3 separate regions of the Homo sapiens genome follow, and all the other regions are linked to region 2. The links are chromatin loops, found by intact Hi-C in ENCODE. Cell type or tissue: endothelial cell of umbilical vein. All regions are shown on one strand.

Evidence for each region. Hi-C counts contacts between places; a loop is a spot of excess contacts. Peaks named below come from ENCODE experiments on the same cell type or tissue, not always from the same donor. Only the 100,000 strongest peaks of a DNase experiment are listed, where the experiment ranks them.
Region 1: a loop joins it to region 2, with 6 times the contacts of the local background. A loop is called at or near these places in 2 of 110 quality-filtered maps.
Region 3: it touches region 2 in a loop (4-fold over the local background); 3 of 110 quality-filtered maps call a loop at or near these places.

What each region holds. Positions count from the first base shown.
Region 1 is chr3:192,404,731-192,412,730 of GRCh38, reverse strand. The region is part of intron 2 of FGF12 (fibroblast growth factor 12); the gene reads left to right. Among named protein-coding and RNA genes, the nearest start is that of FGF12-AS2, 110 kb to the left of the region's middle. In endothelial cell of umbilical vein, no CTCF peak of the experiment used is centred here; a DNase peak (open chromatin) is centred at 3,180; H3K4me3 peaks cover 2,432 bases; H3K27me3 peaks cover 260 bases.
Region 2 is chr3:192,051,351-192,059,350 of GRCh38, reverse strand. No RefSeq gene overlaps it. Among named protein-coding and RNA genes, the nearest start is that of FGF12-AS1, 180 kb to the left of the region's middle. In endothelial cell of umbilical vein, no CTCF peak of the experiment used is centred here; DNase peaks (open chromatin) are centred at 3,240 and 4,290; H3K27ac peaks cover 2,581 bases.
Region 3 is chr3:192,126,292-192,134,291 of GRCh38, reverse strand. No RefSeq gene overlaps it. Among named protein-coding and RNA genes, the nearest start is that of FGF12-AS1, 110 kb to the left of the region's middle. In endothelial cell of umbilical vein, a CTCF peak has its summit at 3,581 (motif pointing left); a DNase peak (open chromatin) is centred at 3,551.

The DNA.
Region 1 (8,000 bases), 350 kb before region 2:
ATATATAAAATAAATTGATTTAAGCATTGCTTCTGAGCTCAATATCCATATATTTAGGTCTTAGCTAACTTCTTAAATTTCTTTATACTCACCTCTTCTCACTGGGGAAATGGAGTAAATTATGCTGATGATGACTTAAAAAGCCAAAAAGCTCTCTGACAATAGCTGCAGGAGTGCGAGGGAAAAAGTAGTCTTTGTTGTCCGATTGAATCCAAAACACTACATTCTTTTAATAGAGATCTAAACACAGAAAGAATGTTGCTCCCAGAAAGCTGACATTGTTTTTGTTCTGTTCTTTAAATGCCTAACTTGATGTTGTCAGGTTAAGACAGAGAGGAGAACTTCAAACAGCAACAGCTACCTGCCTTTTCATCTTTCCTCATAACTTCCTTCTCTCCTGTGCCTCTGTATTCGTTACCTTCTGCACCAGCACACCCTCATATCTCATAAACCTACAGAAAAAAATCAGCAACACAAAGACTAAAGAATACACATCCTCTTTCCAGGCCTTTTATAGGGGGCGCAGGGTGGCGGTGCACAGGACTGCAGTTCTGGAGAAATGTACTATATTTTACTTTTGTCTTCTAGTATTATTTATGTTGCAAACATACATTAAACTCTGACACTTTGACACCTGGAGAAATTGTGAAGAATTCAGATTCCCAGGCTCTACCCATACAGACTTCCACTTCGTGTTTTGAGAGACCATCAGGAATCAGCATGTTAACAAGCATTTCAGGTGAATCTCATGCATTTTCTTTGGAAAAAAAAAACCGGCCATATTTTATTCATTCATTTGGCATTTTCCAGTTTTCAGAATGCTTACACATGCATATTCACTTCTGCGAGGTAGATGAGAATGATTATCCCCATTTTGAGAATATAAAAGAGACTCCAAATTTAGCAATAATTTCCTCAAGTCCTCATTATACACCCCCTCTTGCCTATTTCTCTGGCTACTCCCCTTAGCTGACCTTTGTCTGTGTGGGTGTTTAATAGCAAGGACAGGGAGCCCCCAAAGCCCACTGTACTATCTGTGTCTGCCTTGCTCAAGAATGAGACAAGTCTTCTAGTAGCCAAGGAAGGAAAATAATTTTATCTGTGGAATGTGAATATTTTCCTAATTGATAGAATTACCAGTTGATGTTAAGTAATGCCCCTCACCCCATCCAGATGCACATATGGAAATGCATTCAGCCTTGCTTTTGGACCTGAGGTGTGTGTGTGCGTGTGTCTTTTTCACGTGTCTTGTTCTGTATTGCTAGAATTCCAAGGATATATCCACTGTCTTCATTCAGCCACATTGAACTGCTGCAGGGGATGTGTGCTTCCCAAATGACAGCTGGGATTCTCCCTTTCCTCAGGATGTCTTGCCTATTTAATCCTCCTCCCAGCTGTTTGTCCCATGAGCCTCTATCTGCCAGCCTCTGCTTTGCCCAGCTGGCAGCCTGGAAGGTCCAGGCCCCCGGGCATGGTAGGGTGTTAGACTCCTGCTTGATCTGAACAACGTCACAGATCTCAATCCTTCTTATTGCCCAAGTGAATCTTGGCTAGGCCCATAGGTTTGTGCTCATATCTAGAAAGCTCCTGGGTTCCCTCTGGGTCCCACATCCATTTTCAGTAGCTTCAGGGCCTGCATTTTCCTTGCCTTCTATTAGGATGTTGCCAACATACACCTGTCTGTGCTTGGAAATCATACATTTAATCCTTTCGCACTATCCTAGATGCTTCGTGAAGTGTCTGAAGGAGAGAGATTAGGGATATATGAAGAGAAATTGTAAGTAGAAACCAATAGCCGCTCCCAGACTTTAGCATAAATGGAGGGTGATTAATGCTTCATGCTGCATTTTAACTTGGAGAACTCCTCTGCCCAGTGTCTCCAACATCAGATGTCGTCACATTCACGTCTGGAGACCTGATTGCATTCCACAGCTTGTTGTTGACTGTCCTTGTCCACATCACTCCCTCGCCGCACCTGGAGTCATCCTCTGTGCAGGCTGCTTATTTGGGCTCTCTTTTTAGGGACTGAGCCTGCTTTGCAGCTTTCCAGACAGAACCAAGAAATCTGGGTTCCAAGAAGAAGGGAAACACTTTTTCCTGTTCCAAAATGAGCCATAGGTGGGGCCCACGATAAGGTCCAAGAGGTCATTTTTACTTTCTCCAGTGTTCACTTTCTTCCTAACTAAACAGAGAATTCTACGTGCTCAAGCTTATTGGAGAGAGTGTGGACTGCATTTTCTCAGCTCCCCCATCCCACCTCTTCTTTGCGCACCTAGGGTCCTTTAACTCCCACTGTGGTTGTGTTTCTCTTGTGGGAGGGACCGGACGGAGCAGACCCAAGCTGCAGTTCCCTCGCTCTGCCTCTGAGAATTTCTCATCCAAACCTCAATCACGTAGGATTGCGTAGAGAGGAGAAAAGGGGAGAGACAGAAGACACAGAGAGGAGGGAGAGGGGTGGCGGGAGGGAGGGAGGAAAGAAGGGAGTCTGGAAGCGGAGGGCTCCAGGAAAGGGAACCTGACTAGAGCGCGCTGTGCTTCCCAGCGCTCCAGGGGCCCGGCCCCCAGCTCGGCCCCACCTGGGCGCTCTTTCGCTCTTCCGTGGGTCGGCGGGCCGTGCGGGAGGAACTCTGGCTGCCGCGGGCTCTGCGTCCCACCTGCCATCTCGGTGGCTCTCGCCCGGGCCCCGAGTTTCCTGCGGAGCTAGCACTCCAGCTGAGCCAGCCGGAGGGGCGGCGGCGGCTCCGCGCGCCCAGAGCCTCAGCCCATGAATGGGACTCCACCCTGAGCGCCCCCTCCCGGGCCTGGGGAGGCGGCGGCGCGGCGGCGGGGGGCGCCCCGCAAGCCCGCGGCTCTGAGCGGCCACCCGCGCAGCAAGTTGGGCGAGTTGGCAGCCGCCTGCACCTGCCTCCTGGCCCCGGCCCCTGATTCCGCCTCCGGCCCCAAGCGCCCGGGTTGCGCCCTCGGCTGCCTCGCGAGGTAGCCCCAGGAGGCCTAGGGGCCCCGCCTGCGCCCCTGGCGCCAGACCATGGTGGGCAGCTCCGGCCAGGAGCCTCAGCCGCCGCGAGCCAACATCGCCTGCAGCCAGCCCCCGCCCCACCCGAGCGGACGCGCGGGTATTCGCAGCGCGCGGGTCACTTCCTTCCTCGGCCGGGATGGGCGGCGCGGGACTGAGTGATCGGCCTTGCGTCCGGCGGGTAATCCCCATCTGATCTGCTGCCTGTGAGCTGCTGACTGCCGGGGCGCGCGAGCCTAGGGGGCACGGGCAGCAGCGCGGCGATGACCTGATCCCGAGCCCGCCAGGGCGCCCCTTCCTTCCCTCCCTTCCCTCGCTCCCTCTGAGCCTGTGCGGAGACCAGCTCGGTGCGGCGGCCCCGGGTGGACCATGGCGGGGAGCTCCAGTTAAAGGCGTGTGGGCGCCGAGCTGGAGAGGACACCTTCGGCATCGCTGCCTTTTGAGGGGGCTTATTTAAACTACTGAGTCATTCCAGATTTAGGATTCCCTAAATAATCACCAACTGTGCCCGTCTCGTGCCGGAAAGCAAGCGGAAAGAGAAAGAGCGCCCACTCTTGGGACCCCGCAGATCGCCTCTCGCTGGTTTCTCCCCGAGGGGTGCTTGGCCCTCGAGGATCTCCCTCCCTCCCTCGCGCCCTCCCCCCTCCCTCGCCTCCCGCTCTCTTTGCAGTGCTGCTGGCCGGGAGTTGCTCTCACCGCAGCTGGAAACAGCTGCCCCCGCCCCGCGCCCCTACCCAGACTCCGGGTAACCGCTCCCACTTCGCGCCTCTCGGAATTCCAGAACTCGGGTGGCCGGCCCCTGGAAAGCCGCAGCCGGCGCGATGCATTCTGTAGACCTCACCCTGCTGGGACGGACCTCCTAATCTTCAGAACCGCGGGCCGCAGGGAGTTAAATTGCTGCCTTCCTCTCCTTCTCTCGTGCGGTTGGTGGCTTGTTTTCTAAAGGAACGTTTTATTCACTTTTTAGTATTTTCTACCGGGGGCGCGCTACCCGCCTGGGTCCAGACTCTGCTTTGTAAACGGGTTTTCTATGTATGTATGTGTAGGTATACTTTGGACACCTTACAACGCTTGCGCCTCTCCAACAGAGGCACGTCTTGTTATTTTGGGCATCGTTCTTCCCCTTCCACTTGGTACCCCGAACGCAGTGTGACTAAACTCCCCACTGCCCCTTGGACGCCGATCGCCTTGGGGTGCAAGTTTGGGGTGCAAACGTCTACTTCGCAAGAGGGCCTGGGACCGCCCCGCCCCGCCCCCCGGCCGCCAGAGGTTGGGGAAGTTTACATCTGGATTTTCACACATTTTGTCGCCACTGCCCAGACTTTGACTAACCTTGTGAGCGCCGGGTTTTCGATACTGCAGCCTCCTCAAATTTTAGCACTGCCTCCCCGCGACTGCCCTTTCCCTGGCCGCCCAGGTCCTGCCCTCGCCCCGGCGGAGCGCAAGCCGGAGGGCGCAGTAGAGGCTGGGGCCTGAGGCCCTCGCTGAGCAGCTATGGCTGCGGCGATAGCCAGCTCCTTGATCCGGCAGAAGCGGCAGGCGAGGGAGTCCAACAGCGACCGAGTGTCGGCCTCCAAGCGCCGCTCCAGCCCCAGCAAAGACGGGCGCTCCCTGTGCGAGAGGCACGTCCTCGGGGTGTTCAGCAAAGTGCGCTTCTGCAGCGGCCGCAAGAGGCCGGTGAGGCGGAGACCAGGTCAGTAGAAGCCCGGAGAGTGGGCTCCCCAGAGGGGACGCCCTCTTTCTCCCTCCTCAAAGCACCTCGGGACCCCCGTGGAAGGGAACCAGGATTCCTCTTTTACATTCTGACCCCTCTTCTCTCATTTCCAGACTTCTTTCAACCACTCTGTCAGTTAATAGCTTCTTGCCCCATATTCAGCAAAAACACTCTACTTTGATCAGTCCGGGGTTTGACCAGGAGAAGAATTACATGTATAGATGCACTTATTCCAAAAGAGCCTGTAGAGTCCTTGAGGGGAGTGACCACTTCATTCATTAATTCATTCATTCATCTCTTCTCTCTCTCTCCCGCTCTCCCATCCATCCATCCATGCATCTATCCGTCCATGCATCCATCCGTCTGTAGAGTACAGTACTTACGCTGCCCACTGAGGACCTAAAGATTAATACAGCCCTTCCCTTATCCCTCATAATCCATGATAGACACCTAGTAGACACCAGATGAACTTAAATTTATTATTTTTCCAACTCTTCCTCCAGCAACACTTGGCATTGCATCTTTCAGACGCCCTTGTCAATTTCTCACCTCTTCATTTTTCCCTCATGCTCTTTCACTTCCTTTACACAGTCTTCATTTTCCTATTATTTTCTTCCAACCCCTCTCATTGTTTCCAAGGACTCTGCTCATTAACGTTTCTGTCCTATTACCATACTTAGCACACTCACACTTTTGAGACATTGAGGGAACAAGACAGTATACACAGTTTGGCCTCAAGGAGTGTAAAGAAAACTTCAGCTTGATCAGAGATTTTCATGGCGTGGGCTTTCTGAAGCTAATTCTCTTCTGCAGCCCCGACCGCAGATGATTGCTTTTGGATGTGTCTCTACTTGCAAAGGGAAATTGGATACCCAAAGTTTTGACATGATGATTTCCAGGTCAAGCCAGGCCAGTGTACCCAGCTTGAGAGAATGGAAGCAGAATTGCGGAGAGATCTGTGCTTCCATCAGACTGTTGGTTTTCTGGGTTGTGGCTGCAGAGCCATTTGCATTCTGCAGATACTCTACCCCTATTGTGGACAACTGGAAGGAAATACTGTCTGGAAAGGGAGCCTGCCCTGTAATCTGTTGGCTAGTTTGTCTCTTTGCAACTCTGACTGTGGCGTGCTGTTGGTTTCCAGCAATGAAGTACATGGTTGGGTCCATTGGATGAAGGGCGACACTTGGGAAGTCTGGACAAGTCGGGCTCAGAATTAGCTCAGAAATTTGGGGTTAAGCCTTGTGAAGAAGCGACCCTGTTTCATTTTCCGTTGGGTTTTCATGACATTGTCCACTCCATACTAGGCTCATTTTCTTATTTTGTGATGATGATAAAGTGGTAAATTTCAGGAGTATACAAAAATAATTATGATCCCAAGACAGGAGCTATTAGTCTCTATTATTTTATGTCCAATTAGTATAGCATGTTCATTTTATAAAGTGAAGATTTATGCAATAGTTTGAATTACCTCTACAAAGTAACTCACCTAGTGGAAAATAAAATAACCTGTTCTGTTGTGGAGGGATAATTTGGAGGCCTTCTTTTCTTAGGGCTTATGTGGTCTACAGAGGACTTCAAGGTTCTGAACTCAATGTGACTTTTATATCTCAATCTCTGAAGTACGTGCTTGCACTCTAGTTGGGAAAATTATATGACGTTTTTGAGTTGATCCTAGTCAGCCTCTTCTAAAAAACAAGATAATAAGAATGATAGGTGGATATATGTGAACGGGTAACATAAACTGATCCTGATCTCTGGAGTTGACTTGGAGATGATCAATGGGTTACTTTTGCATGGCTTCATTTTGCATGGGAAGGAAGGACTGTATTTGCTGCTTCCTGTGGGCTCTTCCTTAGCATCTCATTAGAAAACAGAGATTTGAGGCAGTTTCTGAGTTTATTGTTTTCTTCAGTGTTCGTTTAATTTGCCTCCCTTTTTGTTCTACACAGTGTTCATCTTATCAGAGAGGATCCTGACTGGTGACTTCCTTTAGCTAAAGTGTCAAAATAACAATCTGGCAGAGAGATGGCAGGACCTATTAAGACATTCCCAGTGCAAGGGCAACCTGCGTGTATTTGTATACCATTTCAGTTTGTTCTGAAGCTTAGCTTAGAAGAATGGGCATGTGGTGTGTGTAAAAACATTTTGGGAAGATGATAGTGTGCTATTATCTTCACTAACAAAGCCAAATAATTAATCTGTTGATTTGCTGTCAGCAGCCATGATTCACATAGCATGGAATAAGTCTATTTATAGAGAGATAGCACCTTCCACATATCAGTTCCAGAGAAGAATCTTTAGTTGGATTGGGAGGAAGTTGCTAAACACCAAAAAGAAAAACTATTCGAATCTGTTTTATAATCACTTTGATGTTGTATTCACTTAATATTTGACTGATTCTTGAAACCACTAGCCTTCCTAAGCCATATCATTGTGAACTAACAAAGTAACTCACAAATGGTAAAGTGGTGAAGTGGAATAATTTGTCCTGATAAAGAATTTCCACTCTGAATTTCTGTCACTGAGACACATGTTCCATTGACCAGACTTTCTAGGGGAGTGAGGCTTAGGAAGTGAATCTAAGGCAAGTGTTTGATGGGAAAGGCCACGGTTGTATTTCTGATTTCAGGGCTGACACATTGAGTATCTCTCCTTCTCTTTTTTCTTAGCTAACCAAGTTCTGATATGTGTAGTATTGAAGCTGTATAAATACAGTGGGGATCCTGAAATTATCATGGCAAAGGGCTCAGATTTAAAATGACAGTAACACAGAATGAAAACATGGGAAATGACTAGGTATGGCCTCACATCACACAGTTTCAGGGCCAGGGTGCACATTGGATCCTTTTTGTGCAGCAAAATCTCTGTCTTTGTAGATGAGAAATCCTGGAGCCATTGCAAGTTTGTAATTTATCTAAGGTTACACAACTAGGTTTTGTCAAAATTGAGACTAGAACTAGATTCAGTTGACTTTTTTTCCTACCTTCCTTGCAACACAGCAGAAAGTAACATCAACTAGTGTAAATAACTGGATGTCTTCTGTCAAAGTTTTAACCATTGGTATTATTATTATCATTGTGATCGTTATTTTATAATTAGAACAGAGATAGGGTAGAGTAGAAGAGGTAACTTGTAGAAGAAGGCATAGGCTAAGGAGGCCATTGGACTTCAGCAATGACCACCGTATAGCATTATTGAAGACCTATAGGCAGCTAGGGTTAATGGGCCCCTTAGACACTGTGTGGACTGTAGATCTTTGAAAATGAAATATTG
Region 2 (8,000 bases):
ATTGAATCAGCAATATATACTAAATAAGGTGTCTTCGAACAGAAACAAATATAAAACAAGGTTATGTGTTTATTAACAAAAATGCTGTGACCAGAGGCTCACAAAAACTTAACTCCATATTTTCCCTAGGAGCAATGGTTTAATATTTACTAATTCAGTGTTTGCTGCAACTTTGTAGAACAGAACTACTGGGAATAATGAGAACTGACTACATGTGTATAAATAGAGGGAGGTCAAAAACTAATTTGAAGCCCATAATATCTGTACTACATCAAGCACATTTACCTGTTTTGTATGAGTTTACATTTCGTTCTAAAATTTCTGAGTTCCCTCTTGGGTTCTTTCAACATTCATAACCCCCACCCTCTTCCTCAGCCTTCAAATAAACAAAGGTACTTTTACCTGAAAGCTATAAAATAATGCGAGATCCTAATGGGAAAATATTACTGCACTGTCACCTGAAAGCTTATGCATTTTTAGGACTACATGAAAGAGTAAACAGAAAGGTTTACTCTTATCTGTATTTTTCTGCTTTCCAAATTTGAGATTATTGCTCACTATTGAACTATGAAACACATGATTTAATCTTTCAAGAAGCTACAGTATTATGAAAGACATTTTAAAAATTCTGTATGTCAAGAGAAAAAAAAAATCAGAAAATACCCCTTAAAATAGATGATAATTTAGTTTCAGGATAAATAGGAATTAAGCAAATAAAAAAGAAAAAGAAAAGGAGGGGAATTCTAAGAAAAAGGGAAGGTACATTTGAGCTGAAGGTAGTTGGCATGACTCTGATACAGGTGCAAGAGAGGGCATGACAGAGGGCATGGTGGAGATGCAAGCAGAGCTCACTGTATTTAGGGACTTAATGATTAAACAAGAAGCTTGGCCTTCCTATAGTAAGCACATAAAGTGGGGCCATTACACCTTCTTATTTACTTCTTTGCTCATTTATTTACTTATTTTAGAATGATCTCTCTAGCCACATTGTGAAAGATGGATGAAGCAAATTGAATTTAAAAAACAGTGATGTCAGGAAGAACCCTCAGGAGGCTATTTTAATATTTTTATTGCAAAATGATGAACATCTTTGCCAAAGCAGTAATAATGTAAAGGAAGAGGTGCATACAAATTACAAGGGCATGTAGGCCTTAGGATTTAAAATGCGAATCACTAATCAAATATGGGAGATAACTAGAATCTAGAATGGCTCACCAATTTTTATTTATTTACTTTAGTTCTCTCCCTTCAGATTTCTAAGTTCCACGAACAAACATTTTTTAAGAAAATATTACATGAAAGTACTGAATAGAAACTGGGACTAAGACAACGACTTAGACATTATCCCTGACTTTCAGAAGACAGCAGAGAGAGAAAAGCTAAGCCAGTAAGTGATGTGTACTAAGTTATCACACAAGTGAACTGAGGGTCTTCGTCTGTCATGGGTATAATTTAGATGATTGCCGTGGTATGTTGTAAATGTAACATACTAGAATTCCGCAACTCCTTGCAACCCGACGAAGACACGCAGTTATTGCCAGATCCCAATTTGGTGGTTACTATGGCCTTGAAAATGTATTAAGCTATAAAATAATGTGAGATCCTAATGGGAAGATATTACTGCACTGTCACCTGAAAGCTTAATCATTTTTAGGACTACAGAATGTGTGAAAGAGCTTCTTGTTTTCAGATTGAGGTAGATAGAGCTCAGTTCCTAGGTTATGAGTTATCCTACATCAGCTCAGTGACTGATGGGAAGCTCAAAGTTGTTTTAGGTCAAGTTCCATGGAAACAGAATCTAAACTGAGATTTATGTACAGGAAGCTCATGGGAGGGTGTATTCAGGAACAACAACTCCAAGGGATTGGGACAAGCAGGACTGATCGGTCAAAGGGATAATTTAAATAGCAATGTAATTAAAGTGGAGGTCTCCTCCCACTCTCAGTGTGCGGGGGTAATCTCTGGAGCGAGGGTGGCTCTTTAGACTCAAACTTTGTCAAGGAGTCTGGCCTTTGTCTTATGGCATCCCAGAGTTATTCAAAGCCCCTAAACAGGGCTTGTAAATTTAATTGAGGCAGCACCCTTGGGGGGGAAGGTCTGGAAGGGGACACACCTGGGAGCCACCAGAAATCAACTTTCTCAACAGCTGTAGTATTGTATGCCTGGATTCTGAAGAAAAGATCTGGATGGGACGACAAAGAATCTACTGCAAAAGGCAAAGCCAGTTCAGCCTAATAACAAAATATCCAGTAGCACTCTCATTTCAATTTATCTTTCCTTGATACCTGGACATAAATTCACCCTATGTCCACTGCACCTTTGTAATTATTTCTTTCTTCTAGGTGTGAAGGTATGTCTGTTCACTTATTAATTTGTCCTCAATCAAATGTTTCTTCTTTTCTATGCTCCTTTGCCTCTTTTCCAGCAATCTTTTGTTTCTCTCCATTTTTTGCCCAAAGCCAACTTCTCCCCTTATTAGCAGGAATGCATCTTTAATCCATCTTTCTTTTAAAAGACTGACAATGACTTTACCTAAAAGCTAATGTTTCATTCAATTATTAAAATATAGAGGTACTCCCCTGGGCAGCCTTGAAGTTATACACAGCCTCCCCTGAAGTTCAGTAACTCCATAGCAGTAGGAACTACATCTTGCTCAATTTTTGTCTATTATAGCTCTATTGTCTAGTAGAGTAATGGGCACAAAATTAATTGGAATAAAGATCAATTAACTGTTTCCCTCTCATCTTTTGATAATGGAAATCAAGCGTTTTAGGTGAGTATGTGAACACCCTTCTGCCGATATTTTTACTGTTGTTGTATAATTGCATCATGTGTGCCCATGAGACTAAATCTGTATCAGTACTAGGTAAGTGTAAGTAACTATGTGTACAACTTATGGGCATTGTAGACTCCTTACTTCTCTCTGCTAGCTGGATAATGGTAATGACTTACAGTATAATCAAAAACCTCTCAACCAGTCTTGGATTGCTCACTTCTAAACTATTATAGTAGAGACAAAAATGCTTTTCTTATTTAAAAAAAAAAACTATTTTTTTTTCAGGGGGTGGATGGATATTTATCTTGGATCTCAAATTGTTAACCATTTCCTGAAAATAAAATATGATTCCTGGAAGTAGGTTGCTATTATGAAAACAGTGATTATGTGTAACATGGGTAAAGTTGCATATGGAAACTTCACAAATATTGTGAGTCGGGAAACTGGAGAACATAATTATGCTGTGGCAAAATGTTTGGTAAAACTGTTGTTGACCTAGTGTGGAAGGCAGATCGTGTCCTCCTGAGATTCTAGCTCTGAGGAAGTTAGTTGACAAAATTCAGAATGATTCTGCATGCTGGCTGCTCCTCGTATGTTTAGTAAGTGGCTACAGAAAGGAAACTGACACAAAAACTGGCTGGGTTTGACATGGTTATGGATTTCAGAAGAGTGCCGGTAAGGGAGGATTGTTTGTGTCTAGGAAGTTAAAGTGATGGAATATCTAGACATTTTGAACCTTTCAAAGTTAAAAAGTCTAATGCTGTCTGTGTTTCAAACAGCAAGAGATAAGATGATTGCTTAAAGTTACCCAGATGTAAAGTCAGATCAAGAACATCCATTCTCTTTCTATTGTTTTAATTGGCTTCATGAGGAGAAATATTGCTGTTTTAATGATTTTGAACTGTTGAGATGTTTAGATGTGCCCCCTTTTACTTGTACTGACTGGAAGCAAAGAGTAAGAAAGAAGATATCCTACCACGTAGGCAATAGATTGCCTGGTTTTGAAGAGCCAAATTCAGATATGATAAAGAAGATTGCACATCACAAAATCCTGGATTGGGGGCTGGATGCAGTAACTGCATGGATGCTTACATGGCCAGAGTGGTGAACTGAGGGTTATTCTAACTGCTCCTAGTTTATAGTTTTCCATGCTTTCTTTTAGAAACAGATACTTTGATATTTAGCTAAACTCATTATCATCCAACAACATAAGTGTCTCCTTGTCGCTTCTATAGCTAGTTGTCACCATGTGACCAATTTTAACCAATGGTATAGGAGAAGAATTTATGCATTAAATTATTAGGTCATTTCATAAAAGATACTTTTGCTGGCCTTTCTCTCCTTTGTTGGCTATGAAATGGCAACAAATGTAACTACTGTGAAGTCTTATGTTTTACCTGGCAGAACTTCCCTGCCAGCCCTGGACCACTGAACCATGACATGGATGTCTCCGGATGTTGGGTTAAGAATAGACTCTAAGTTGGCAAGGATGGAAATGAGGTAATTGGGAGGCTATTCCAGGAATTTGAGTAAGAGTTTGAGACAATGGGTTGGGCAAGAGTGGTAACAGTAGACATAACGAGATTCTGAATACATTTTGACTTTAGGGTTAACAGGATTTCCTGACATATTGGAAACAGAGTTTCAGAATCATAATGTTAAGGGTGTTTTCTAAGATTTTAGTATGAGGAACTGGAATGAAATATATAAGATGTGGAATACTGCAGGTAGACATCTTTTGGAATGAAAGATCAGGAGTTCATGTTTGTCCATGGAAAGTTGGAAATGTTATTCACTATCTAAGTTGAGACTTTGAAAGGACAGTTGACAATGTGCATCTGAAGTAGAGAGAGTAGTTTGGACTGGGCATATACATTTAAGAATTTTCAGCAGTTATTTAAAAATTATTTCCCCAGCTTTATTATAAAATGTTTCAATTGAAAAACATTTCCAATATAAAAAGCTTATTAGAAACATTAGGATAGTTCATCCCTAAGTGCTTCAAACAGGGTATTCCACCACATTAATTATAATATCAGTGTCATGTCTAAGAAAAGTATTTTCTCAATAGTATTTAATACCATAAATAATATTTATGATATTATCCAATAAAACTTTAGTAAGACCATCTTGTCTTCTCCAATTATCTCAAATTTATTAACATAAAATAATAACGTATTTTATTACCTTTTCTTTCTTCAAATCACAATATAGTCAAGGTTCAAATATTGCACTCGGTTATTACATATCTTATAATCAGAAAGAATTCCTTCACATCTTTTTGTCATGAAATAGACTCTTCTAAATGACAAGATTAGTATTTTTGTTGAGTATTTCACATTTCAGATATGTCTAATTGTTTCTGCATCATGTAATAATATTTTTGTAGTACCTTTATTTTTAGTAAACTCAAAATTAGGTCTAATGCCTTAAATATGTTTGGCTTAAACACATTTGTCAAGACTACTAGTTGTGCTAAATTTGGTCACACCTCTAAGGGGATTATGTGAACCTATATTTCCATTGTAAAGATACACATACACACTTACACACACACACACACACTCCAGAGGTTTATAAATGTGTATGCATTGTGTGGAAAGAGGGATGATTTTTTGCATTGTGCATTTTGGATTCTTTCTCCAGAAACTTTTTGTTCCTAATAGTTGTAGCAATTGATGATCCTTGCCTCAATCAATTACTTTACAACTGCAAATTGTGATTTTTTTCAAATTGTAACATTACGTATAATATATATGATATGGTTTGGATCTGTGTCCCCCCAGATCTCATGTTGTATTGTAATCCCCAGTGTTGGAGGTGGGGCTTGCTGGTAGGTGATTTGATCATGGGGGTGGATTTCTCATGAATGGTTTAGTGCCATTCCTGCTTGGTGCTGTTCTCGTGATAGTGAGTGAGTTTTCATGCGATGGGGTTGTTTAAAAGTGTGCAGCACCTGCCTCTTCACTCTCTCTTGCTCCTTCTCTGGCCATGTGAAGTGCTGCTCCCCTTTTGTCTTCCACCATAATTGGAAGCTTCCTGAGGCCTCCCCAGAAGTAAATGCTGCTATGCTTCTTGTACAACCTGCAGAACCATGAGCCAATGAAGCCTCTTTTCTTTATAAGTTACTCAGTCTCAGGTATTTCTTTTTCTTTTCTTTTTTTTTTTTTTGAGATGGAGTCTCACTCTGTCGCCCAGGCTGGAGTGCAGTAGCGCGATCTCGGCTCACTGCAAGCTCTGCCTCCTGGGTTCACACTGTTCTCCTGCCTCAGCCTCCTGAGTAGCTGGGACTACAGGAGCCCGCCACCACGCCCGGCTAATTTTTTGTACCTTTTTTCAGTAGAGATGGAGCTTCACCATGTTAGCCAGGATGGTCTCAATCTCCTGACCTTGTGATCTGCCCGCCTCAGTCTCCCGAAGTGTGTCTCAGGTATTTCTTTAGAGCAGTGCAGGAATAGACTAATACAATATATTTGCTGGCATTCTTCTATAAAGAGATTTTCTTCATCAAACAAGAAACTCATTTCTGTATATAAAGAGCAGGTAGATAATTTTACTTTAATTATCAAATTTTCAGAGTAAATCCTTGGTGAAATAGTCTACTTTAATGATGGTAAATTTTTTTTTTCCTTCTCATCTTTTAAGTATCTCTATTCATTCTTGGATTTTTGTTTACTCAATATTTTACAATCAATTAGAGTCTGTAATTTTTTTTTTTTTTTTTTTTTTGAGACGGAGTTACCCTCTGTCACCCAGGCTGGAGTGCAGTGGCACGATCTTGGCTCACTGCAACCTCTGCCTCCTGGAATCAAGCAATTCTCCTGCCTCATCCTCCTAATTAGCTGGGATTACAGATGTGTGCCACCACGTCTGGCCAATTTTTGTATTTTTAGTAGAGACAGGGTTTCACCATGTGGGCCAGGCTGGTCTCAAACTCCTGACCTCAGATGATCTGCTTGTTTCAGCCTCCCAAAGTGCTGGGATTACAGATCTGAGCCACTGTGCCTGGCTGAGTCCATAAGTTTTTGATTTTCAACTCTCAAAATGTTCACAAAAGAAACCCATTCAAGCTGGCTTCTGTGTCCCCTTGATACATTGCAATTAGTCTTGGATATTCCTTTTCTTTCTGGCAAAATAAGATGTCCCAGTATCACCTGAATGTTGCCAGAGCAGACATAAGGTCTTCGATAATTTTTGGTTCCTTTGCACAGAGAATGGTGTTTAGAAACCAAGGTCTGTCTATAGATGTGCTTGTTGCTATTGATGCCTTTGTTTCCAGATTCCTCTGGTGGATAAAACAAAATATATTTTAAAACATAATGAGTTCCAAATAGATATTTCCAATTTCAATTATTCGGTATTACAAAACTTTTCATAACTGATAGAAGCCTGTTACTGAGTTTTCATAAAGCTATTCAAAACCTACATTGCCCTTAGAAAATAGAGATTTCCACTAAGTGACACATATCCCTTAACTCTTCCATGCCTAATTCCTCATGGCTCTCTTATATGGGGGAGGTTAGTGAAAGGAAGAGGGAGAGAGTCTAAAACATATCATAATATATTGAGACGTTGCTAGCTCAATGATTTTTTTTTCAGAAAGAGTTTCTGCAAGAAAAATGGGATAGAAGCAGGTCGAAAAATAAGGCCAATAATTATATTTTTTGGCCGCTGTAATTTTGGAAATTAACATAATAAACCTTATATAAATACACATGGTATAGATGAATATTCTTCTGAAAGCTTTCAAGTGTCTGTATCTACTAATCATAATCTGGCTTCCTTCTTTTGCATTTCCAACAAAATTTTCTTTCAGCCAATAGAATGTCACTATATATCTTCAAATTTCTGTATCTAGTAGACTCTTTTAAGTCCTTATCTTACTTGATGGCTTTGTGATATGCAACCCAAAGTTATGCTGCTATGCTTTTTGGTTGTCTGTGACACGGCCTTTTTTCTCTGGACTTCTTTCTACTCTTTAGGCCGCTTTTTTTTCTTACCTTCCTGTATGTTCCCCTGTCTTTCTGCCATTCCTTTAAAACCATGATAACCAACATTCATCCACTGGCCTTTTATCCTCAGTATATGAGGTCTCATTTTACCAATGCACTTTTATTTCTTACTTACTATTCACTGGACCTGGTGTAAAAGTTTTAATTTATTGCTTGCTTTCCTAATGAAAACAAATTAAAAAACAGAAGCAAAACTCTCTGGCAATTCAAAA
Region 3 (8,000 bases), 75 kb before region 2:
GGACCTTTACAAAAATAAAGTTATATTTTTTGCTTCTGCTGTAATGGTTCACAATGCTACTTTATTTAGTAGTGAGAATATGTTAAGACAGACTTCTCTGTCACTTGGAAAGGAGTTCACTTTCCCCTGACAATATAGTCCTGGCTAAGAATGTCTCTTAGCTCATGAGTAGTCAGATTTATTCTCTTGCATCTGAGCACCCATTCTCAGGACAAAATTAAATTACAATAGCTTTTTTCACACTTTTACTCAGAGCACACTGTCTCCTGCAACCAAAACTGTCACACTTGTGTTTTATTTCTTTTTCTTCGCCCAGCACTACACTCTAAAAACAAAGAGGTAACATATGACTCTTCCTCAATTACATGTACACTGACTGAACCCATTATAAGGAAGAAAACAGAAATCTGTGTCTCCTCCAGAAAGCTAGAAAGCTAGGTAATTCAATAGTGCGTGTTTCTGTATTTTACTATTTAAGTCCATGTACCCTATATTTCTCTAGTCCTTGCCCTTATTCTTTCCAGCAGACACACAACTTGTCTCATAAAATTCCTCGACTTGCTCCAACAATAAGGGAGGGGAAGTCAGAAATTCACCATAGGTTACTCTGAGTTTCACTGCTTAGAACCTGCTGAATGCAAGCAGCATATATCAAAAGAAGATACCTGGTTACCAGGTCACTTTCTCTGCCTTTGTCAGAATGTATGCAACTCTCCTCATGAAAAACCTAGAGAAATTTGCCTCACACTTCCTTTTTTTCCCAAGAAGCATGCTGGAAATTGGGTCAGATCTAGTATTGTGGTCAATTTTATGCGTCAACATGACTGTGCCACAGGGTTCCCAAATAGAAACATTCTTTCTGTGTGTGTCTGTGAGGATGTTTCCAGATGAGATTAACGTCTGAGTTAGCAGTGTCGGTAAAGTAGACTGTCTTCTTCAACGTGGGTGTCCATCATCCAATCTGTTGAAAGCTTGAATAGGACAGAAAAGTGGAGGAAGGAGGAATTTACCCCTTTTGGCTTCCTGCCTATCTCCTTGAGCTGGGACACAGGTATTCTCTTCCCCTAACTGGGATTTGCACCATCAGCTCTCTGGTCATTGAACTTGGGTTAGAATTACACCACCGGTTTTCCTGGATCTCTAGACGGCAGATGGCAGATCATGACACTTTTCAGCCCCCCACAATTGTATGAGCCAATTCCTCATAATAAATCTCCCCTCTCCTCCGTGTGTGTGTGTGTGTGTGTGTGCGTGTGTGCATGTGTGTATCCTATTAGTTCTATTTCTTTGAAGAATCCTGACTAATATACCCAGTATGACCCCTATGGGGTTGATGCCACTTTAGCCATTATTGACTACCTCCCTATATGATGATGGGCTTTTTCAATGGCTTTCCTAGTAACATACTCCTCTGGCACAGGGTCAGGACCCTCCTGACATTTAACTCTGAATTCAGTCCTGAAACAATGCAATCTAGCTGTTCCCACTTCCTTATTCTTTATCCCAGCAATACCCTAGAGGGCTGGGACAAGGTCTTTTGTGAAGTAGTAGGAAGCAATATCTAAGAATTTAGAAAAACTGTCCTCTAAATCTGGTTGCTGTAGGATCTTGAACAATTTATTTCTCCTCTAAATCTCTGTTTCCTCATTGTAAGACAAAGACAGTTTTCAAAGCAGGGATTAATTTGATTGTCTAATATTCCTTATCCACCCTAAAAATCTGTGTCTTTTAATAGATGTGATTTGACCATTTGCATTTGATGTAATTCTTGATATGTTTGGATTTAGGTTTACTGTTTTATTATTTGTTTTCTGTTAGTTATTTCTGTTTTTTCATTTCTCTGTTTCCTGACTTCTTTTTTGTTATTTCACGAAGGATTACAATATATGTATTTAACTTTTTACAGTCTACTTAGAATTAATATTTTACCACTTTTGGCTGAATGTAGAAAGCTTACTACCATTTGGATCACTTTAGCTTCCTATTTATGTCATGATTATATACATACATTGAAATCTCATTTGACAATGTTGTAATTTCTGCTTTCAACTCCCACACACTATTTAGGGAAAAAATCTATTATACTTACCCAAACATTTGCCATTTTCATTGTTGCTTCTTTGTATTTATTTATTTATTTTTTTAAACACAAAGTCTCGCTCTGCTCTGTTGCACTGCAGTGGCACATTCTCGGCTCACTGCAACCTCTGCCTACCAGGTTCAAGTGATTCTTGTGCCTCAGCCTTCTGAGTAGTTTGGATTACAGGTGCATGCCACCACGCTTGGCTAATTTTTGTATTTTTAGTAGAGGCGGGGTTTCACCATTTGGCCAGGCTGGTCTTGAACTCCTGACCTCAAGTGATCTGCCTGCCTCAGCCTCCCAAAGTGCTGGGATTACAGGTGTGAGCCATTGTGTCCAGCCTCCTTCATTGTTAATGTTCCATGTTTCCTTCTTATATTAATTCCCTTCATCCTAAAATCCTAAAGAGCTTTTTTTTTTTTTCACAATGCCTTTAGATCAGGTCTGCAAGGCAATAAATGCCCTTAGTTTTTCTTCTTCTCAAAGTGTTTTTATTTCACCTTCATTCCCGAGGGATACGTTCATTGGGTATAGAATTCTGAGTTGAAAGTTATTTTCTTTCAACACTTCCTTCTGAGCTATGTCACTGTTCTTCTATTGATAACGAATCTTTTTTTTCTGGGTGGCTTCTGGGCTTTTTTCTTTGTCTTTAATTTTTAGCAGTTTGATTACAGTGCTTCTGGGTGTGGATTTGTTTGCTTTTATCCTGTTTGGCATTCACTGAGCTTTTTGAATCTTTATGTCCAGTTCTCTTGCCAATTTGGGGACATTTTTATCGATTACTTCTTTAACTTTTTTCTGCACTGCACTTTTTCTTCTATCCTTCTGGGACTCAAATAACAAAAACACTAGTTTTTTTGTTATTTCCCCACAGATGTCTAATGTTCTGTTAAACTTTTCATTTTTTAAGAAAACTTTCTATGGTTCTGATTAAATCATTTTTATTGATTTTTCTTCAAGTTCATTGATTCTTTCCTCTGTCATCTCTATTCTGCTACTGAGCCTGTCAAAGGAGGGTTTTAAATTTTGTTTTGTTTGTTTCTTGTTTTGAGGGGGAAGTTATTACTGTTGTTGTTATTTTTATAATTCTAAAATCTTCATTTGGTACTTCTTGACAGCTTCCATTTATTTTGTGTACTTTCTATTTTTCCTTTGGTTTCAAGAATCAGATAATTCCAACATCTTTGTTACTTCATATTTATATCTGTTGATTGTCTTTCCCCATGAAAGTTGAGATTTTCCTGATAGTTTACATACCAAAATTTTTTTCATTGTATCCTGGACATTTTGAATATTATGTTATGTTATGAGACTCTGGGACTTCTTTAAATCCTATGGAGAATGTTGACATTTTCGTTTAGTAAGAGTCAGCCTGGTTAGGTTCACTCTTAAGTTCGAATCTGCCTCTCCTGTGTGCTGTGGTTGCAATGCTAGCATAGTCTTCAAAGCATTCGCAGTACTATTTGGATCAGTCCAGTTCATGTGCCACCTAGTGGCCAGTCTCAGACATTGGGCAGTGGTGTATCTTCAGTTCTATCTTTTGTACACTAAATAACATCAGATCCACATGTGCAAGCTTGGGAACGAGTCCAAAATTTATAAACAATTATTTGGAATTGATTTCCTGAGTTTTCCTTTTTCTCCATAACTTTCATACTTTCTGGTTCCTTGGGGTCCTTCTATATCAAGGAAGCCAGGGTTTTAGTTATCCCACTCTGAGGTGCACTTCTGGTGTGCCCACATCCAGGTCCAAACAATGAAAGGACAATCCAGATGGACGACAGTGGTGGTCAGCCTCACTCTCTTGGAACCAAGGATCCTCTGCTGAAGATATGAGACAGGAGTCCCCTTTTATCCATGGTTTGGCTCTTGGCAGTTTCAGTTACCTGTGGCCAATCAAAGCCTGAAAATAGGTGTATACGTGACAACAGGATATACTGAGAAAGACAGAAAGAGACTACATTCACATAGCTTTTATTACAGCATATTGTTATAATTGTTCTGCTTTATTATCGTTATTGTTGTTAATCTCTTACTATGCCTAATTCATAAATTAAACTTTATTGTGGGGTTGTGTAAGAAAAAATACATGGGGTTTGGTACTATTGGTAGTTTCAGGCATGCGTTGGTGGTCTTAGAACATATTCCCCACAGATAAGGGGGGACTACTCTAATAGAAACTTTCCCCACCTAGAATTTTGGCTCCACAGGATTGCATAGGAACTAGGCCATGGGAGAACAGAAAAAAGAAAGAAAAATAAAACAGGACATTTCCACACTCTTTCGGAATATTTTAAGTTCCCTTTCTTGCTTCTTGAGCCAGAACTAGGGAGAACTTCTTAGAAGAAGCCAGAGTTAGGCTTCTCCCAAGCTCTCTCTGCCAACTCCTTTGTGATCACTGCTGTGTTGGTTGTGAGCATTAGAGGAAAAAAATGATAAATTCATCAGTATTTGAATTCTGGGCTTCTTCCCCAGTTTGCCTTCTATTTATCAGAGTCCTCAAAGAGCTGCTCTGTTGCATCTGTCTAGTCTTTATTCAGTGCAGAAGACTGAGTCACCAGTGTTTATTCCATCTTATCCAGACAGGACCCCTGATATTCTTTAAAACCCCCCAAATTTAATGACATTTATTTATATTTCAATTATTTTATCTAGTCAGTTTTCCTGAATGAAAATCTCCCCTTTTCCCCCTCAGAGTTCACTTAACAAATTAAAATATAAAACCTAGGATAAATGAACCTAATATATCAAATATTCCAATACGCTACCAATGCTGTGTGATGTGGGGGAAAAGTGAAATATCCCCATCTAATCCAGTTGACACCTGGATATATAAAATGTGATACAGTATAACTTTCAAATTATAGTTTTTGAAATAATATTTTAAAAAGTAAAGAAGATGTGAAAAACTAATTTAACCTTTCTGTTTAATCCACTGATTCATATTTAGAAATTTGGCCAAAAAATGGCCCTCATCATAGAGCCATCCTACAACTTTCGTTACAGCTTAGTGCTTCAAAGGAAATACAAAAGCTGGCTAACCATAGAAAATGCCTACACCAAAAACTGCTGACCCTTTTTTCCCCCAGCAACACCTACAGCATGACAGAGTAAATGGGGCACTGAGGGGAAAGTCCACAGTGACAGCTATTCATGGTCCATTTCCTCTGTAAATACATAAATGCACTTTACGCACGATTATGTCAGAGACACATTGACTACGAAGTCTGCAAAATTTATTAACAGAAGACTCAAAGAGATTGGGAAAAAAATATTACTTCTCTAATACCTACATAATAATCACCAGGTATAAAATGCCAACAAGAACATGTATACACTGTCTTATTTTGACAGATCCTCCAAAGAAAATATTTTATTATAATTGAGGTTCAGTTCCAAATTTTGGTTTTGTGAGACAGTTTTTAAATGTAGCTAAGGTTTTCTGGACTATATGTAGTCTTTTTTTCTTTTTTAAGAATAAATACAACTGATTTCGTTCCTCTCAGAAAGAATCATGTTACATTTGTACCTAGATGTAATTTGATTCTTCAACTTTTCACACTATTTTATTTCTTTGAGCACAGTCCCCTCTCTTGGACTGTAAGCATTTAAAGGCCTGAAATGAAGTCTGTTTAACTAGATTGGCACAAAACTGAATTTAATAAATTTTCATCAAATTGTTTCAAATATGAAAAAGATCAATCATAAAATTTCAGTAAAAGGTGATGGGATTTTTAAGCTAGTCACATCAAAGAAAAATATCCTGGCAAAACATATTTTAAAGAATACTCATGAAAAATTCATTTTCTGCAAAACGATTCTTGCAAATTAACTATACAGTATGTGACATTTACTGTACTACTGCTCGATTTTTTTCTTCCTTTATTCAAAGTGACTTTACTGGTAGAAAAATGTAAGCCAGTATTCTAAGTGGTGCGTGGGTGTGTGGGAGTCTTCTCTGAGCACATATCTTGTTAATATATAACGGAATATGTGCATATATTTTAACACCCACATAATTTTCTAAACTGCTCTGCTGAAGTCTATACAGCTTATTATCAAGTTAAATGGCTTTCTGCCTGGGACTCTAGTTGAAATCATCTCAAGGCTAAATGTCTCCTTCTGTTGGGTTCAGATTTAATAGGAAGAAAATTTTGGTTATCAAAACCTTCACTCTAGATAAATCTTCACCATTCTATGGTTTTTCAGGAAGCAAAGAATATAGAACAGTGTTGCCCAACAAATATGTATTGGGAGCCATGTATATGATTTAAACTTTTCTAGTAAGCACACTGAAAAGGTAAAAGAAATAGGCAAAATTAATTTTTATAATACAAGATATTTAAGCCAATATATCCAAAAATCATAATTTCAATCTGTAACCAATATACAATTGTTAATAAGAAATTTTGCACTTTCTTTTTTTTTTTTTTTTGGGGTGTGTGTGTCTCGCTCTGTCACCCAGGCTGGAGTGCAATGGCACGATCTCAGCTCACTGCGACCTGCACCTCCAGGATTCTAGTGATTCTCCTACCTCAGCCTCTCGAGTAGCTGGGATTACAGGCCCTCACAACCACACCAAGCTAATTTGTTTTGTATTTTTAGTAGAGACGGGGTTTCACCATGTTGGCCAGGCTGGTCTTGAACTCCTGACCTCAGGTGATCCACCAGCCTAGGCCTCCCAAAGTGCTAGGATTACAGGTGTGAGTCACCGCACCTGGCCTGCAGTCTTTTTTATACTATGGTTTCACAACCTGGTGTTTAGTTTTTTATTTACAGCACTTCTCAATTCAGACTAGCCACATTGAAAGAGCACAGTAGCCACATGTGGCTTATTGGAAGCACAGATTTAGAAAAAAACCCAAAATGAAAACACTGGAAGACACCAGTGAAGTACTCATCCAGCTGCTTATATAATATTTGAATATTACCTTAATTTCCATAAATACTTTTCTGTAATCCAAAATGCTTTCCAAGTCTCAGTACGCTACTTGGTTTGACACCACCTTCCTGCTTCTCTGAGCCTCCTGCAAACGCCACTCTCTTTGTTCTAGCCTTACGGCACACCTTTCCATTATTGAATCTCTACTTGGATGTTTCTACTCAGGTCTGCGGCATTCATTGTTTTCCTCTATACAGAATACAATTTATTTTTGCCATTCTCAATTTAAAAATTGTCACAGCTCCCTGGTTTTTTGATTAACCAACTCCTTTCAGGTTTGAAATTAAATTTATCTTTCTCAGGGAAGATGTCTCTGAGTCTCCAAGAGTTTTCTAAGAGCAGAGGCAGTCCATCATATGAACTACTGTCTTCACAATGCTTACATGGTGGTTCTCCTTCTGATAAAGAAACACACACATCGGGTGGTAGAGTCATAAACTAAGTACATAGTATGTGTTCAATTAATATTGTTTGAATGAATGGCTGAGTAAGTGAATGAAAGAAAAATCAGAAAGAAGAAATGAGTTGCTGAAAGTCTCATAGCCAATAAAGGATAGGTCCCGGGCAGTCGTCCAGCTGCGCTCACACAGTTCAAATATTTAAAGAGACTACAGTTAAGAAGAGACTTATCATTACAGGGTGAAGAGCAGAATTACAAATCACCATGCATACATTCAAGAATTTGGGGCCATGGCAAGGTTACCATTTCTAAAGACAACATAAAATACACACTGCTGATGGTTGTGCGTGCTGGCATAGCTGTTCTTGAAAACAATATGTTTGTCAGTAACTGGACGATACGTATGATCCAGTCAGGCCACATTTGGATATACATCTCACATTCTAATAAAAAATGCTTAAAGAAAAAGGCTTGAAGATGTTCATTGCAACGTTGCTTATGTTGGCAAAGAATTGTAGACAGTGTAGGTATCCTTCACTGTGGCAGAGGGAGGGGTGGATGGGTAAAACATGGTGGAT